Linked DNA regions of Mus musculus: region 2 is linked to region 1. Evidence: chromatin loops called from intact Hi-C (ENCODE). Cell type or tissue: gastrocnemius. All regions are shown on one strand. Links, peaks and the distances in the headings refer to the core of each region. The heading gives the core; the rest is flanking DNA. Region 1 has its middle 22 kb from the start of Gm35934. Region 2 has its middle 29 kb from the start of Agpat5.

Region 1 (8,337 bases), core at 309-8,308:
CCATGATAAAATGTCTAAGGGAGGGAAGAGTTAATGCATGGTCACCAAAGGCTCACAATAGAAATAGGCTTACCATGCCCTCAACGGACCTGCTTTTATAAATTCTTTTTAAAAGGTTCAATACACATTTTCTATCACTGCTATGGAGTCAGCAGACAAGCCACGATCCAATACTTGTGGTTTTTACACTGTGAGATTTTAACCTTCGCTGGTTCGATATGCTGCTTCTTTTAGCCATGTTCTGCCTGCCAACTACCAAATGTCAGGGCTGATTGCAGCACTTAGAAAGGCAAACAGATGAGTTTAAGAGTCCTGTGTCCACCCTAGGCAGAACACATCAGCTCCTCAGATTGGCCCTGCATTCTTTCTCTTCTTTGTCTCTTTCATTTTTGTTTTTCTTAAGATGTATTCATTTATTTTATGTGAGTACACTGTTGCTCTCTTCAGACACACCAGAAGGGGGCATCAGATTTCATTACAGGTGGTTGTGAGCCACCATGTGGTTGCTGGGTATTGAACTCATGACCTCTGGAAGAGTAGTCAGTGCTCTTAACCACTAAGCCATCTCTCCAGCCCCTTTGTCTCTTTCATTATTGCAGAAAAATATATGTATATTGCAGCTAGGAAGGGCACAGCAAAGCCACACTTTGTACAGCAGCCCAGGATGCCAAGCACATAAGATGGCTCTGTGTGTGTGTGTGTGTGTGTGTGTGTATGTGTGTGTGTGTGAGAGAGAGAGAGAGAGAGAGGACAGGAGGGACTGGCTACAGTGTAATGCTGCCAAGCAGGACATAGCTCTTTGTAGTCTAGTGTACTCTCTCAAGTGTCGGACTGTAAGGCTCCTTCTGAGCCCTTTCCTGAGTTGGTTTCAGGCTAAAAGCTCATCAGTTAGCCATAATGGGGCCAGTTAAATTTTATTCTTTTTTTATTCTTTATAATTCTGTGCATGTGGATGTTTTGCCAACATGAATGTCATACACACCATATGCATGCAGTGCCCTCAGAGGCCAGAAGGAGGTGGCAAATCCCCTGGAACTGAAGTTGCAGATGCTTATAAATTGCCATGTGGATGCTGGGAATTGAACCCGGTCCTTGGGAAGAGCAGTCAGTGCTCTTAACCACTGAGCCATGGTGCCAGTCTGAACTTGACTTTAAAATTCAGCCCAATTGCTTTTTCATTGTTTATTTATGTTTTTGTTTTTAGACAGGGTCTTAGTTAGTCCAGGCTGAGGATATAGATATAGATATAGATATAGATATAGATATAGATATAGATATAGATATAGATATAGATATAGATATAGATAGCCAAGGATGGCCTTGACTTCTGATCCTCCTGTGTCCAGCTCCTCGGTGCTGGGATTTCGGGTGTGTTTCACTTCCGGTTTGTATAGTGCTGGGGAGCAAACTAGGGCCTCACACTTCTAGACAAGCATGGTACCAACTGAGCTTCATCCCCAGCCCACTCCGATAGACTGTTTGCTGTCTAAATTTGATCCTGACTTCCATCCTGCTTAGGATAACTGATTTTCCCAGTTCTCTGGGACTTCAGGGTTTCCTGAGATGGGGGATTTTAATGCTAAAAAGACCAAAAAAGGCTGGGAATTCACCAGAAGGCTAATTCTGCTGAATTTGTTTTTACCTTACTATAAGCACCAGTTCGGAAGACAAGGGAAATGCTTCCGGCTTTAAAAGTCAGGTGTGGTAGAGCATTTCTGCAATCCCAAAATGTTAGAGCCTGAGGCAGGAGCAATGTATATCAGAGCCAGGTTATAATTCGCAGTGAACCCTGTCCAAAAGAAAAAAGGAAGTAGAGGCCGTGGGTGTAAAGATAGCTTATCAGTTAAGATCACACACTGGCCTTACAAAAGACCCATATCCCGGATTGGTAACAGGGCTCACAGTCACCTATGACACAGATTCAAAGTGGATCCCATTCTGGTCTCTGAGAGCACCTGCATTTATGTGCACACAACCTCACACAAACATATACATAATACTTTTGTGTTTGTTTTTGTTTTTTGTGGCAGGGTTTCTCTGTGTATCCCTGGCTCTCCTGAAACTCTCTGTAGACCAAGCTGGCCTCAAACTCAGAGGTCTTCCTGACTCTGCCTCCTGAGTGCTGGAACTAAAGGCGTGCCCCATCACCACCCCAGCATCATACACATAGTTTTGAAGTAACAAACACAATATTTTTTAAGCAGTAGATGAGACAAGTTCTCTGGGCCAGCTCCTGTACTCCATCCACCCGGTCCATGATGACTAATGTCACAGATATCACTGGTTAAGCTACAGTGTGGCAGCTCTGAGAATGACAGCCCTAATCCAAAGTTTAAATTAACAGCTTGGAGGAGGAAATCCCTTGTGGAAAGGTACCGTGGAAAAGTCCACAAAGATACAGGTTCATTACAGCATCCCTGTCAGGGTTTCCAGGGCGCATGGAACCTGGGTCTTGGTGGAGCTCAATTCTTTCCAGCTGCCGTAAGAGACAGGTTTTGGGGGTTGTTTATACATTGGCAAGGCTGGGGTGGAGGAAGGGATGGGATGGGGAGGAGGGGTGGGAGCACCATAAACAACAGGATCTGCTCCTCGAAAGCCCCTTCAAACAGAAAAAGCAATGTGACACCGTTGTCACCAGCCCACAAATTCACGCTTTATAATTGACACTTTTTTTATAGGTGACATTGGATAAATTAAAGAGACTCCCTTTTTTTTTTTTTTTTTTCCCTTACGCCTGAAATTTGACCAAATAGTGAAGAAATGAGCTCAGGGCTCTCTGCTACTCAGTATTGTAAAAAGCAACACAGTAAAGGCGCCCAAGCCACTGCTACAGTCCCCAAGGCTAGAGCTTCCCCTGGGTTTCCCCAACGGTCTAACAGCCCTCGCTCTGGTGCCATGAGATCATGTACAGACACCTCACGGTCCTTGATGGCCCAGGAACGGCACAAAGATGGGAGGTTTTTTGTTTTTTTTTTTTTTCACAGTCCTGGGAAATGAAGACACAGTTCCTTCTCAGAACATGCAGGTTCTCAGGGAGCCCAATAAAAAGACCCCATAAAGCAAGCAACCGAACTCTCCAACAGGATGGGAGGGCCTAGGCACCAAAGGAGAAGGGTTTGCCCGTAGTTTGTTTGGTTTCCGTCACAGCCATTACAAAGTGGATGGCAGCGTCTCTCACTATTTAGGTGCAAACTAGCACTCTGAGTTGCAAAAGGTTGCAGGTTTTCAACACATTTGTTTGGTTCTGTGGTCATTGGAGAACACTGTGCAATAGTGGAAATAGCCGATTGTTCTGTATAAGGAAGTACACGGGCGCAGTTGAATGCTGTGCATTCAAGAGTGCGCTCACGATTGTAGTAACACATTTCCAATAACTTATAGCTGAAAGCTTTCTCTGGCTTAGCTTGACTTGGGTTTGAAATAAGCAGCCAGCTTGCTTCCTTCTCTTGTGTAACTCGTGGTAACACTGAGTCCTGATTCTAGGCTACAAATAAACCATTCTCATGTGGAGAAGGAATTAGCTGAGGTGTCAGCTCACCCTTGAGAGACCTAATTAAGACGTTCCGCGGTAAGCTGCTGAAGAGGGCTTTGGGTGTGTTTCAGTCAGTTTGCTCTCAGAGCTAAGGCTCCTCACACTCTTCTAAACTCGGATTGCTGGTAGCTTTACACACCATGGAGATTCTGAGCTAACAACAGGCCTGGTGCCATCTGCCACTAGGTGGCGCTCGCGCACCTCCCCTCTTGTTTCCCCTTCTAACTCAATTGAGGAGACCCAGGGCCTCTGAAGTGTAAGCTTGAGGGGCTGATATGTATGCTCAGAAATACCTGCGTGGATAGCACAAACGTCTTGCTAAAAGCTAAGCACTTGCAGGACAATTTGCATTTTTCCAGCAAGTTGCCAGCCCTCTCTTGTTGGGATCTGGCTCTAAAGGTCCATGAAGATAAATTAATGCTAGAACGTTAACATCCATTTTCCATAACATAACATCCATTTCTACCTCCAACAGCAATCTACCTGACAGTCAAAGTCAGCAATGAGACAATCACCCGGTTACTTTAACACCAAACTTAACTTAGTGTTCATGAGCTAGACTCCTTACTGGCTATGTACAGCAGAGTCCAAAAGCCCAGGTCTTACCAGAGCCAGGTTTACTGATGCACACAGCTCCTATTGCTGTGTTCATTAAGAAAAACAGTCGGGGAGCATAGCACTTACCTTTAATCCCAGAACTCCAAGACAAACGCATAGATCTCTATGAGTTTCAGTTTCAGGACAGCCTGGAGTTTCAGGCCAACCAGGGCTACATAGCAAGACCCGGGAGGGAGGGAGGGAGGGAGGGAGGGAGGGAGGGAGGGAGGGAGGGAGGGAGGGAGGGAGGGAGGGAGGGAGGGAGGGAGGGAGGGAGACAGTCTTGTTATGTCTTTGCAGACAGTGGGATGTTATCCAACACAAAAAGGAATGGGACCATCAAGCCACAAAAAGACATGGCAGAAGTGGACGTGCCAATCACTGAAGGAAGGAAGCCATAGGAAAGGCCTTCTGCTGCATAATTTCATTAGACATTTTAAGAAAGACAGGGACTGGTCCAGTGCCTGCAGAACGCAACACACCACCTTCTAGGCAGAGTGTGTAGGTAATCACACAATAGGGAAAGCATCTCGTGCTGTATTTGTGCAAAGCCTCGGGTTTATAATACTGAGAGTGACCAACACTACTGAAAACAGTGATTCTGAGATACTGTTGTGTCCAAAGACTGTGAGCCTCAGACGGAGATGTTCATAACCACAGAGGCTGTGTGTACAAAAGAAGAGGACTTACCTGTGCCCTTTGCATCTTTGGTCCAATTCTTCCATGAATCTAAAATTACCATAAATAACAAACTGTAACTTTTAAGAAACTTCATAATTAAGTTTTCTCAGCCATATCACACAACCTGCTCTTGTCCACTGAAGTGTGTGAGTGGGTGTCTTTGTGTGGGAGCGCTGGGCATGCCGTCCAGACATAGGCCATTCTTACTACTTTTGGTTAGAGGGAGATTCCCATAGAAAGGTTGATTCACATATTGGAGACAGAACAAGACGTGGAACTCAGGCCAATGAACTCCAGGGTAATGCATCGAACCCCAAGAATAGACTTCAGCAGATACCTGCATGCAGAGCCAACTCACTCAGGCTTGGCTCCAGACAAGCCCACATGTTTAGAGCTAACATGAACCATGAAGGTTGGAGACACCGCTGTGTCGTGTGTATACATAGATGAGCCTCATTGTCCTCAACAATGGTACATACGAGAGGGAACAAAAAGCCCCTACGTGCGTGTATCTATGTCCCTTTGGGCTCAATCAGGACACCCCAAACATGGGTTTATTTGAAAAGAAGTCAGGGTAAGTGGGGTCAAAATGATAAAAGCGCCTGAGACACCACACAGGACATCTCCCTACATCTAGTCCTGTGAGCCCACACATCACACCGAGGTTTGCTGGCCTGGGCTCACCACCCTACTCTGACCCTGACAAGGTCCATAACTTCAGCAAGGGTTGACGTTTCTGTGTGAAACTTCCCTTCCTCTAAGCTGGGATGATCATGACAGACACTGTCTTAGGACCATCCAAGATCCATGTCAGCTTTTTAGTGAAGTCTTTACTTGGCCCAGATTGAGACTACATTGTATTCACATGTATTCACCAGTGTCCCTCTCAGGCAGTAGGAAGGCCTCCCTCTGAGAGAGCTATGTGAGCTATGAGTGCATTGGCTTCACCATGTCATTTAAACACATATCCAGGACTGGAGATGCCGCTCAGTCAGTTGACTCCTTGCCTAACATGCACAAAGCTGTAGGTTTGAGCCCTGGGGATTGCATAATCCTAGAACTTAAGTGGAGATGGGAGGATCAGAATTTCAAGGTCATCCTTAGCTACATAGCTTGGGCTGAATGAGACCCTATCAGTTGGGGAAGGGGAAGAGAAGGGAGATGGGGAGGAGAAGGGAGGGGGAGGGGTGGGCGAAGAAAGAGGTTGAGGTCTCTGGACTGAAGGTAAACAAAAGGAGCCTAGAACTTTCTTCAGTGAAAAGCTATGGTTTCTTCAGAGAGTTCCTGACGTGCTTTTTCTTGTTTTCCTTCCTGGTTTGGGGGCAGGAGGAATGAAACATGGCCTCCCCATGATCTCAGGGCAGTCACCAGTCAACTATGATATATTTACTGAGAAATTTTTAATAAATAAACCACAGCCTTGAACCCATGTGGCCTTATAAACCAGCCAGTTCTCATGGGGCAAGTTCGGGGGCTTTTATGAAGCAGTACTCCGTTCTCATGAGAATTTTATTAGGAACTGGAGACTCGAAATGCATGGAGCAGGAAATTTATGAGGCTGTATCGGAGCTCTTCCTTTCATTTTGTCATCCGGGTTAATTTACTTTGCCATCCTATGTTGATTTACTTTTGTAAGTTTCAGTCCTGAACACCGTCCCGGATTTCTCAGCAAATTTAAGCCGGCTAATTGATTTCTTGAACTTTCTACTTTCCATTTCTTACCCTCAGAGTCAGATGGATAATTATTGATAGTCTATAAAAGAAAGTTCTCGGAGTCTATGGGAAACACAAATGACTAGACAAAAATATGGCCTCGGCAGGTCTTCCCAAACATCCAAGGGATAAACAAGAACCATGGTGGGAAATGTTTTTTACAACCGCAGACAATCCTTCACATCCCTAACTATTCTACTTGATCGTTTCTTCAAGTACTGTGTTAATTGTGCTTTTGCGAAAGTACCCAGTTAAAAAATCTCACTCGCTCCCCCTCCCCTCCAAAATCCCTATTGTTTATCATCTTGTAACCCAACTTGGAAACAGCCCAAACCCAGAATAGATGTTTGTCCTGCTGAAGTGTAGAGGAAGTGTCCCAACACGTTTCTGCTCTGGGCCTGTTCCAGTGTTTCAGAGACCTCCCTGTTAATGGTGTGAGGGACGACGCCAGGCCAGCTTGGCCTTGGCTGAAGTCTTTAAGTGTGAGTGAGTGACACAAGAACCAGCTCTCTATTAACTATCTGACCCCTGGTCATTGTTTGCACCTGATTCCTGGGTAGCATGCACACCAAAGGTGGCATTTCCCAGTTTCTGTATTTGTTCTTTGGCTGTGATGGTGTTTTTCCAACCAGATCCTTGCCTTGAGTTCAGGAAGTTGCTACAGTGACCTGGCTGGATTACTTTAATGTCTTCTAGCCAGTGCTTCAATGCTTAGACATAGATTTTAGAAAAGAAACTATGTATGTATGTATGTATGTATGTATGTATGTACACACACATATATTATATAGTTAATATTGTCAGTGTGGTAGGATCTAGAATTCCCTAGGAGACGAACCTCTGGGCAGGTCTTTGAGAGAGTTTCTATAATGAGAAGACCCACTATAAATGCAGTGATGCCCGCATCCCATGGGCTGAGGTCCCCGACTGAAGGAAGGAGAACCTGAGCCGAGTGTCATCCTTCAACTATGCTTCTTGATGGCAGATGCCATGTGACTAGCCACTTCAAGGTCCTGCTGCTATGCTTTCCCCATAGTGATGGGTTGTTCCACCCCCGCGAGTCAACACAAGCCCTTCCATGCCTACATCTTCTCACCAGGTATCTTGTCTTAGCAACGAGGAAAGGATCTAATTCAATCTTCTTAAGAGAAGTTTGGGCTGGAGAGATGGTTCAGTGGTTAAGAGCACTGTCTGCTCTTCTAGAGGTGCTGAGTTCAATTCCCAGCAACTACATGGTGGCTTACAACCATCTATAATGGGGATATGATGCCTTCTTCTGGTGTGTCTGAAGACAGTGACACACCTGACACTCACATACATTAAATAAATAAATAAATAAAAGTCTTTTTTTTATTAAAAGGGGGGGCTTTCAAGAAGGCACACATAGTGCTGAGTTTCGGGGCCCTCCTGGAGGGGCCCTCCTGGAGAGCACCATTGTATTGGAGAGATGCTTTGAGAGACAATTAAACCTACAAGAAGACACTCCTGGCCACAGGACAACTGGAAAAAAAGTGAAAGAGACAACAGGGATATGCCTTGACATGTCTCTTAGAACAGGCAAACCCAGAACACAGAGAGCACTGGGTAGTGCGGGCATGGACACTCCCACATTGAAGGCAGGAGAGCAAAATGAAGCAGACTCTTTGGAAGATGGGTTGGCAATTTCTCATACAACTAAGCACTTGTCAGCTTCAGGATCTGCACTTGTGTTTCTGGACGTTTACCCCAGGAATTGAGAACTACTGTGTACACGAAAAACCTACACACAGGGATGGAGTTACAGCTCAGTAATGAAGTGTTTTCCTAGCATGTGC
Region 2 (8,337 bases), core at 184-8,183, 110 kb after region 1:
AAGAGAAAAGTCCAGTGACCCCAAGTCTGTCTTTAGGGTTATGACATGAGAGAAAAATGGGGCAAAAGACATTAATAATTTACATTCCATCCAACAGTGAGACTTCAGTCTTTCCCAGAATTCCTCACCAGCATTTGCTTCCTTTTGTTTTCTCAATATGATTTTGTTTTCTGACTTGGGTGAGATGGAATTTCAAGGTAATGTAAACTTGCATTTCTCTGGTGGCTAGAGATGCTGAGCATTTGACAATGTTTCTCTGCCACTTGTATTTATTTTTTCTTTTATTATTTTATTATTTGTTACTTTCTTTTATTATTTATTATTATACCACATATCCCATGAAGCTCATGTGGAATCAGAGGACAACTCCTGCAGGCCAATTCTATATTTCTACCTGTGGATCAACCTGTGGATGACCTGTGGTCATCACCCTGGGTAGCCAGTGTCTTTTTGCATGAAGCTATTTCACCAGCTATTTCCATCAGCTTTGCAGAAAATAGTTTGATTTTGGTTCTTGTTTGGTTAAAATGCCTGTTTCCTTTCTTTCCCATCTTTACTTCTTTAGGTCACAATGAGGTCTTGAGAATTTTAACACTGGGATAATACTCTTATTAACCAGATTAAGAGGATTAATAATGTTACAAGATCTGGAGACTCTCCCTCTTCCCACCAAGACGTCTTCCTACTTAGCCTTACCTTCATCCGATCCTACAAGGAGACTTTCCTGTAACTAGGGATATCCATAACTAGAACCAAATTTATCTTGCACTATCACTAGCCTCTTAATGTCCATTTATTGCTCCCTCATAAGCTTATGGCTTCTGTCTGGATAACTGACTTCAGTGGCCTGCTGTGCGTGAGCTGACTCCCACAGTAAGTGAAGAGGCTCTAGCAGGCCTCAGTATGGCAAACACTGGACACAGATGTGGCCTCTTTACCCGCTTCCCTGCCCCTTGCTAAAAATGTTACATTTCTAAAGCTAGCCCCCAACATCTGTTGCCTTAGTTGGCCACTGACTTGCTCCTGAGATGAAGCACCAAGATCCAACAATCAAAACTCATTGTCTACCATGTCCAAACAGAATTACCAACTCACCCCAGAACGGACACCCCCTTTCTCCTTAAAAGCCCACTCCTACAAAGATGCTCTCTCTTGCTGTTCAGCTTTTCTTGCTTCCTTGCTCTTGCTGCTGCCCCTTTGCCCCTGTTCCTGCCCCACTTGTCCCTCTAGGGTAACAAATCTCCTTTGTGTTAAGAATTGGGTATCTGGGTATGTCCTGTACCAGTTCTGCTATGGGGCTGGGTTTTGTGGACGACCTTCCTTTCAGTAAGGCCTCTATGGGTTCTGTGAGTTGTTTAATGTTTTCTGTCGTTGCTTGAGACACAGTATTTCTGTGTAACCCTAGCTTCCCTGGAATTCACTATGTAGACCAGGTTAGCTTTGAACTCACAGAGCTCCACTTGCCTTTTCCTCCTGAGTGCTGGCATCAAAGGTGTGAACCACCAAGCCTGGCTTATTATCTTAAAGTTTTCCTCTTCCTCAGCAACTGTGTTCCTTTGGATATTGGCTTGTCCCACTGACCCTTTGCTCTGTCCCAAGGCTTGCTTGTGGGAAGGTTTCTACGTCTTCAAAGTACACTGTTGAATTGCATTTGTGCCTCTGTCCCTATTTTAGACTCCTGCATGTCATTCACCGTGTCTCAACTTTTGCGTTCCTTCAAAAAATTACGTAAAACACATTTTGATGTAGCCCGGCCTTGAACTCACTTTGTACCATACCAGAGACTGAGGCTGACATTGCATTTTTAGCTCTGGTGCCTCAATTTTCCCAAGTGCTGATGTGTTCTATTTTGAAGATGATGCTGAGGAGTGAACCCAGGGCTTCGCGCATGCTCCTGGCATTCTATCGAATAACTTCCATGCTCAGGCGAAAAAAGCTTCCAAAGAATAGAACGAATGTGTGAAACTACAGGCTTGTTTAGAGGATCAGCACACCAGACAGCAATCTCTTCACTCGTTTGCCTGGCTTCCCAAGCACTTCGTCCACTTCAATAACTTGAAGCTCTCCTCCTTAGCTCATTGGAAATGTCTGTGCCAGCAGTACCAAGAAAATTCATAGAGCTATGAGTGCTTTCTCCAGATAGCTGCATTCCGCAAACCTGAAACCGTACTCACCAAGCAGCCCTGACTGCTGTCTTCCACCTTGTGTTACTGTGGTCTGGCCCCTGGAGATGACTAACTACATGTATTTGTCTGTTTGTAAGTGGCTTGCTTCATTTAGTTGAATGCCCTTGAGTGGGTGAAATACTTGTATCTGGTTTACAACTATATGACCTTCCTCCTTGTATTATGGTCTTCTTAAAAATCAGAAGTGGGCCTGGAGAGATGGCACCATGATGAAGAATACTTGCTCCTCCCTCAGAGGACCAGAGCTTGGTTTCCAGCACCCAGGCAGGGGGCTCAATTGCCTATAAGTACAGCTTCACCCAGATGATTCGGTGCCTTCTTCTGACCCCTGCAGGCACCATTACAAGCAGAGTGCATGTGCACGGGCACATGCACATGCACATGCACCACACACACACACACACACACACACACACACACACACACACACACACACTTTTTTAACTTAAAAAAAAAAAAAGTAAGAATCCATTATGCTGAATTCTTAGTTTAAATGTCTCTGAGGTTCCATGACAAATGCTGTTCAATGATGAAGAGAAGAAAAAATGAGTTGTGCAATGGATGTTTGTTTTGCAAAACACTTCAGGTAAATATACAGACAGAACTTAATACAAAAAAAAATAGGCAACTTAAAAATGGAGAAAATATCCTAATATATTTCATCATAGAAAATACACAGAGGTGAATAAGCATCCAGAAGGCACTTATCAATGTGTACCAGGAACTATAAATTAAATGCAGCCATGGCATTCACTGAACACTTATGAAAAGAGCACACAGATGCCCCCAGCTCTGGCATCCCCTGCACATGTATGAGAACAGCCAAGCACAGAACACTGATGCCCCCCAGCCTTGGCATGAACTGCACATCCATGAGAAGAGCCATGCACAGAACACTGATGCCCCCCAGCCTTGGCATGAACTGCACATCCATGAGAAGAGCCATGCACAGAACACTGATGCCCCCCAGATGCTGTTGGGCAGCAATAGAAACACTCCCTTGTTGCTGATTGGAATATATTCCGAAATAGCCCTCGTGGAGGAGAGTCTGGTAGTTTCTTGGGAAAGACAAGAACCACAGAGGCCACCATTTATGAATAGTTGACAGGGGTTTCGGGGGGAGGAAGATGAGTAGGTGGAGAGTCGGGAGATTGGGGCAGAGAGAAATCTATTCATTTGTAAAACATTTAAGATGTGGCTTGTGTCATTTTCTACTTGCCCAAACCTGTGGAGTGCCCAACACAAGCAGTGACCCTTAATTTAAACTGTGGGCTAATTTTAATCAACATATTAGAACTGTAACCAATACAACCCACAATCTTGCTACATTAAGAACAGAGGAAACTGACAGTGCTAGGAACATTATTTGTTTTTTTTTTTCTTTCTGTTGTTGTTGTTCAATGTTTTTTCAATTTTGTCCAATATTTTGCTCAATATTTTCTGTAGCGCTAAAAGTGCTCAAATACTCTGCTTCAAAAATCACCAGTATCTTGAGCGTCTCTTACTGATCTTCTTTTGTCCACCTTTAAACAAAACACAGCAAACCCAGAACCTGATTTGGGGCCGTATGAACCTTCCCTTTCCTCTGCTTACTTAGCTGCTGGTTCCCTTCCTTCTCTGTTGAAAATAACCACCAGCAGAGGTTGCTAGCAGGCAGGCATTGGACATGCTCAGAGGCCTTTCTGTGGGACTCTGCTCCGGCTTCCACAAGCCAGCAGCACCAGCAGAGAGCACTTCAGTGTAGGATCTTACCCGAGGTCCTTACAAGAAGGTCCCATGCGCATTCTCAATGCAGAAGACAGACTTTTTGAACTCCCGGTAGCTGGGCCAGCACCTCTTTCTCTAGGAGGTGTTGTGAGGGAGATGAAGGCAATGCATTTCTTCACACCCCCACAGTGGCCTGACAAGAGAAGGAAAGAAGAGTACATTTGTTTCACTTCAGAACTGATGAATGGTTAATTTAGGCTTAATTTTGTGTTTTAGAAGAACATTCCCAGGGACATGAGAAAGTGGGCAAAATATTAACAGCCTGCTTCCTTTGAAAATGTCTCTTTCAGAAATATGTTTACATGTAAGAGTTTAACTGCATACACTTATGAAATCCTTTTATTCTCAGGTTTGTTTCTAATATCTGCGGGACACTCACGGTTGCTGGAAGGCTCATTAGCCATTCTGTCAGGGTCCCGTAATAAACTTCTGAATGTGGTCTTGCTCTATTCCCAAAGGTTATCCAAGAAGGGAAGTAGAGAATGTTCTTTTAGAAAGCATGAAGTGGGAAAATGTCTAAAGCTATTTATAGCAGCACTCAGCCATGGAAACCCCAGACTTCGCGTCTATTTATAGCTAGTCTTTGGGTTAAAAGGGTGAAACCAGAAATCTTGAAAATGCCGCTGCTTTTACCCCACACTGAAGACTGATCAGCTGTCTCTCTGTGGCTGTGATAACCAGAGACTGGCTGGAGCGACTCTGGAAGAGGCAACACATACATCTTGAGCTAAAAACATAGGTTTGTTCAATCAAAAGAGCAACTTTCTCTGATTACGGGATTATTACTTGAGTGTCTTAAGTTTGCAGGCTGCCTTTGAATTGGAGTCGGTCTGTGATGTGTGCGACTTCTAACACGAGGGAATGAGACTGGGTTTATGAAACCAGATACCAGCAGTGAGTTTCCGACACTGGTCCCTCATCTGGATAGAAGGAAGGCTGGGAAAAAAAGCCCTCCAAACATGACTCTGTGTGTGATACGTATGCATGTGTATGCATGCTTGTTGTATGTGTACTCTGTGCATTGTGTATGTTGTGTATATCTATGTTAATATGTGTGTGTGTGTGTGTGGTGTACACCTGCATGCACATGTGTGTGTGTGCTGTGTTTGTTTGTTTTGTATGTGTGGTACATATGTGGTGTGTGGCTGTGTGCACATGTGTATATGGTGTGTAGGACAGGTTGAGTTTGGGTGCTTCTTCATATCCTATCTTTGCAACAGAGTCTCATAGAGCCTGGCCCTCACAGACTCAGCCAGCCTGGGTGGCTCGTCTTCATCTCTCTTGTTCTGGGGTTTTAGATATGTGTTACTGTACCTGACTTTGTATGGAGATTGAGACTCTGGGTCTGCACACTTGCATGGCAAATCCTTTACCAATAGAGTTCTCTCTCCAGTCCTCTCAAACCTTCCTCCGAGTCTTAACACGTTTCTAACATCCCCCCAGGCCATAACAGCAAGCTCAGCTGAGACCCTAAATGCACAGCATAGGATTTGTACAAACTCTATAATCACTGGACCTGAGGAATTTGTGTGCTTGTTTCTTAATATGTTGCTGCGAGGGGAACAAAGACCAGGTCAAAGGTCACTGCTAGAGTACCTGACATTCCCGGGTAAGGACAGTAATGAAATGAGGTGGGGGATGTCTTTCCAGCCAGGATCAGTGGCTTCCTTGAGATATTAACATGCTAAGAATGAATGATGTTCTAAACAAAGGAAAACGCAAACGTCAATGGCAATGTAGACGTGGATGGAACAGAAAAATCTTGAGATGAATAAGAATGGGTCAGTGCAGCCATGAGAACAGAGCCAGATATCACGTTGCTGGTAACAGCTGGGTCCTTACAAGTGTCCACTTATGACCATTACTTGTGCCAATCAAATAGGGCTTTCACAATCTAGTCAGCTTCTTTCTGCCCGGGTTAGACAGTAAGGTCAGACCCTGAGTATACAAATGCATCTTTCAGCTACAACTCCCTTTTCTTCTGCCTGGGTGGCATCACATAAGAACATGCCAGCCTCTTCCTGAACCTGTCACCGTCACACCCTTTGAAGCTGGGGTAGCTTCTTTACTGTCTCCCTGAGAGCACCAGTAGCATCAGTCCTGTTTGTCTCCTAGTGACCTCAGTTACATGCTATCTTATGTCACCTCTGACGCCATTGCCCTTCCTTTATAAAGCACTTGTTTCCTGTGGCCACCCTGGTATGTTCCCAGCAGTCTTGCCTTGTCTTGTTGAAGCCACGTGGTTTCCAGGAAGCCAGAAGGAGCTGGTTTCCATTCCACAGAAGGAGCTGGAATGGAGCTGAGTATTTGGAGACCCACAAGAACTAACTCTTGACTGCACACAAAGACAGAACGATAGAATCACAGTGTCCGTGATGCTCAGGTCACAACTCCCATGGCATATTATTCTTCATAGAAACATGAAGTTCTCTGCTAAGGAAGACAAGTGCGGTGCTGCCACGCCTGGGGCGGGAGGAGTCATTTCCCAGGAAGGAAAACGGTTTCGTGGATTCCTGTGAATGACCTTGAGGCAGAAGCCCAGTGAGCTTTGACGTCCTGGGGAAACTGAGGCTTTCATCAGGTAGAGCCCAGTAATACCTTCAGGTTTCTAGGCGAGGCATGTGGATCTTGCACTTTTCGAATTTCCTTGAAGGTCGCACACTTTTGCCACAACGCTTGTCATTTACCTGGCATGAAGTTCCTTTCACAACATTCTGCCCCATCCCCACTGGAGATCTGTTTAGGACTCCGGCAGGATCAGAAGATGTGTCCAGTGCAAATTCTAACTCATGATTTCCTCCTTTCCCTTTCGCTCCCTCCCAGTGCTACCAAGCAAAGCCAGGGCCTTGCATATGCAGGAGGCGCGTGCAAGAAAAGATGTGGCATGTCCAGATTATATATATATTTAAAGACAAGGTCTCACTGTGTAGCCCAGGATGTCCTTGAACTCTCCATGCAGCCCATGTTTTCTCTGAATTTATAATCATCCTGCCTCCACATCTAAGTGCTGCTGTTATGGGCAAGTACCACCATGTCTAGCTAAATCCACGATGATCTGTCTCCCCAGCCTCCTAGTCTCTTCTTCCTATTTAGGAAGGTAAAACTAATCCTCTCCATCGGCTTTCCCTCTAATCCAGGCCCGACAGCGAGTCAGTCCCATTGCCCCTTGCATTTGCAGTTAACTTTACTGCTGCTGCGATAAAGCACCAAGACTAAAACAACCTAAGGGGGAATTTACTTTGGCTTATAATTCCAGAAGATTAGGAGTCGTGATTGCAGGGTAGTCGGGCAGCAGGTGGCTGGGGCAGGAAGCTGAGAAGATCCACTGTGGAGATAGGCAAAGGTCTACCCCCTTCTCATAGAGCACAAACAACACACCAAAGTGCTGTTCCCCCTAGAGTACAACTTGAGGGACTAAAGAGTGTATTGGGCTTATTTACAGAGCGTGAGTGAGGGATTACTTACAGGATCGTGGGTGGTCCCAAAGCAGCTGTGGTACCAGGAAGTCCCAGCATGGATAACGATGGATAGCCATGGGGTGCAGAGATGGACTTCATCTTTTAGTTACCCTCCCACAGCCTGTACATACATGCCAGCACCCAGAGAGAATGAGGCCATGTGTGATTGGGACACAATTTCATGCAAATGTCTGGGAAGTGCAGAGGGTCCAAAAACTCTCTACTCCTTTCTTGGACAATGGGCAAGCCCAAACTTGGGGGATTCATGAGAACGGGGTTACAGCTGTTCCGATGAAGCTGACGGCTGTTCATCTCGGAGGATCCTCTTCTTGGTACATTGTATTTACTAAAGTGTTTCTGGTTGACCACATTAACAGTGGAATCCTGAGAACTCCGCTGGTCCTGTCGCTGGCTGTGTTGCTGAGCCAAAGCTTTAAGTGGGAATGTAATAAACACAGGGGCATGCTCCTTGCAGGCTGAGGAGCTCCCACTGTGAACCACTGCACCCCCTCTCTGTTCCTGCACCTCTGATTGTATTAGCACAATCCAATTTAGATGGGATGTGGAGTCCTTGACACAACTTTAACTTTTCTGAAGTCTACCCTCTATTAACATTTATTTGCCTCTATTCCTGGCTTGGAAAAATTTTTGTCTATTTCATTTAAAGTATGCAGCCATAGTGTTCAATTCATTTATTATGTTTGTCCCCAAGGGGCAGCTTATCTTGTTAGGCAGAATAAGCATTTGTTACTTGCTAATTCTATGCAACCTCGGAGTTAGCATTTCATTTGGAGACTCACATGGTAAAATGTAAATGTATTGAATTGGGCTAAATCTGCTTGGCTCTCTCTCTCTCCCCAGTCTCTATTAGTTACTGAGGTTTAACTGTTGCCTGCTGGCAAGCTTCTTCAGGAGGTATTTTGAAA

Evidence for each region. Hi-C counts contacts between places; a loop is a spot of excess contacts. Peaks named below come from ENCODE experiments on the same cell type or tissue, not always from the same donor. Only the 100,000 strongest peaks of a DNase experiment are listed, where the experiment ranks them.
Region 2: a loop joins it to region 1, with 2.3 times the contacts of the local background. A loop is called at or near these places in 3 of 42 quality-filtered maps.

What each region holds. Positions count from the first base shown.
Region 1 is chr8:18,919,992-18,928,328 of GRCm38, reverse strand. It overlaps a transcript of Xkr5 not described here. Among named protein-coding and RNA genes, the nearest start is that of Gm35934, 22 kb to the right of the region's middle. In gastrocnemius, for the core only: no CTCF peak of the experiment used is centred there; a DNase peak (open chromatin) is centred at 3,725; H3K27ac peaks cover 949 bases.
Region 2 is chr8:18,813,478-18,821,814 of GRCm38, reverse strand. No RefSeq gene overlaps it. Among named protein-coding and RNA genes, the nearest start is that of Agpat5, 29 kb to the left of the region's middle. In gastrocnemius, for the core only: a CTCF peak has its summit at 3,816 (motif pointing right); a DNase peak (open chromatin) is centred at 3,848; H3K4me3 peaks cover 1,107 bases; H3K27ac peaks cover 1,149 bases.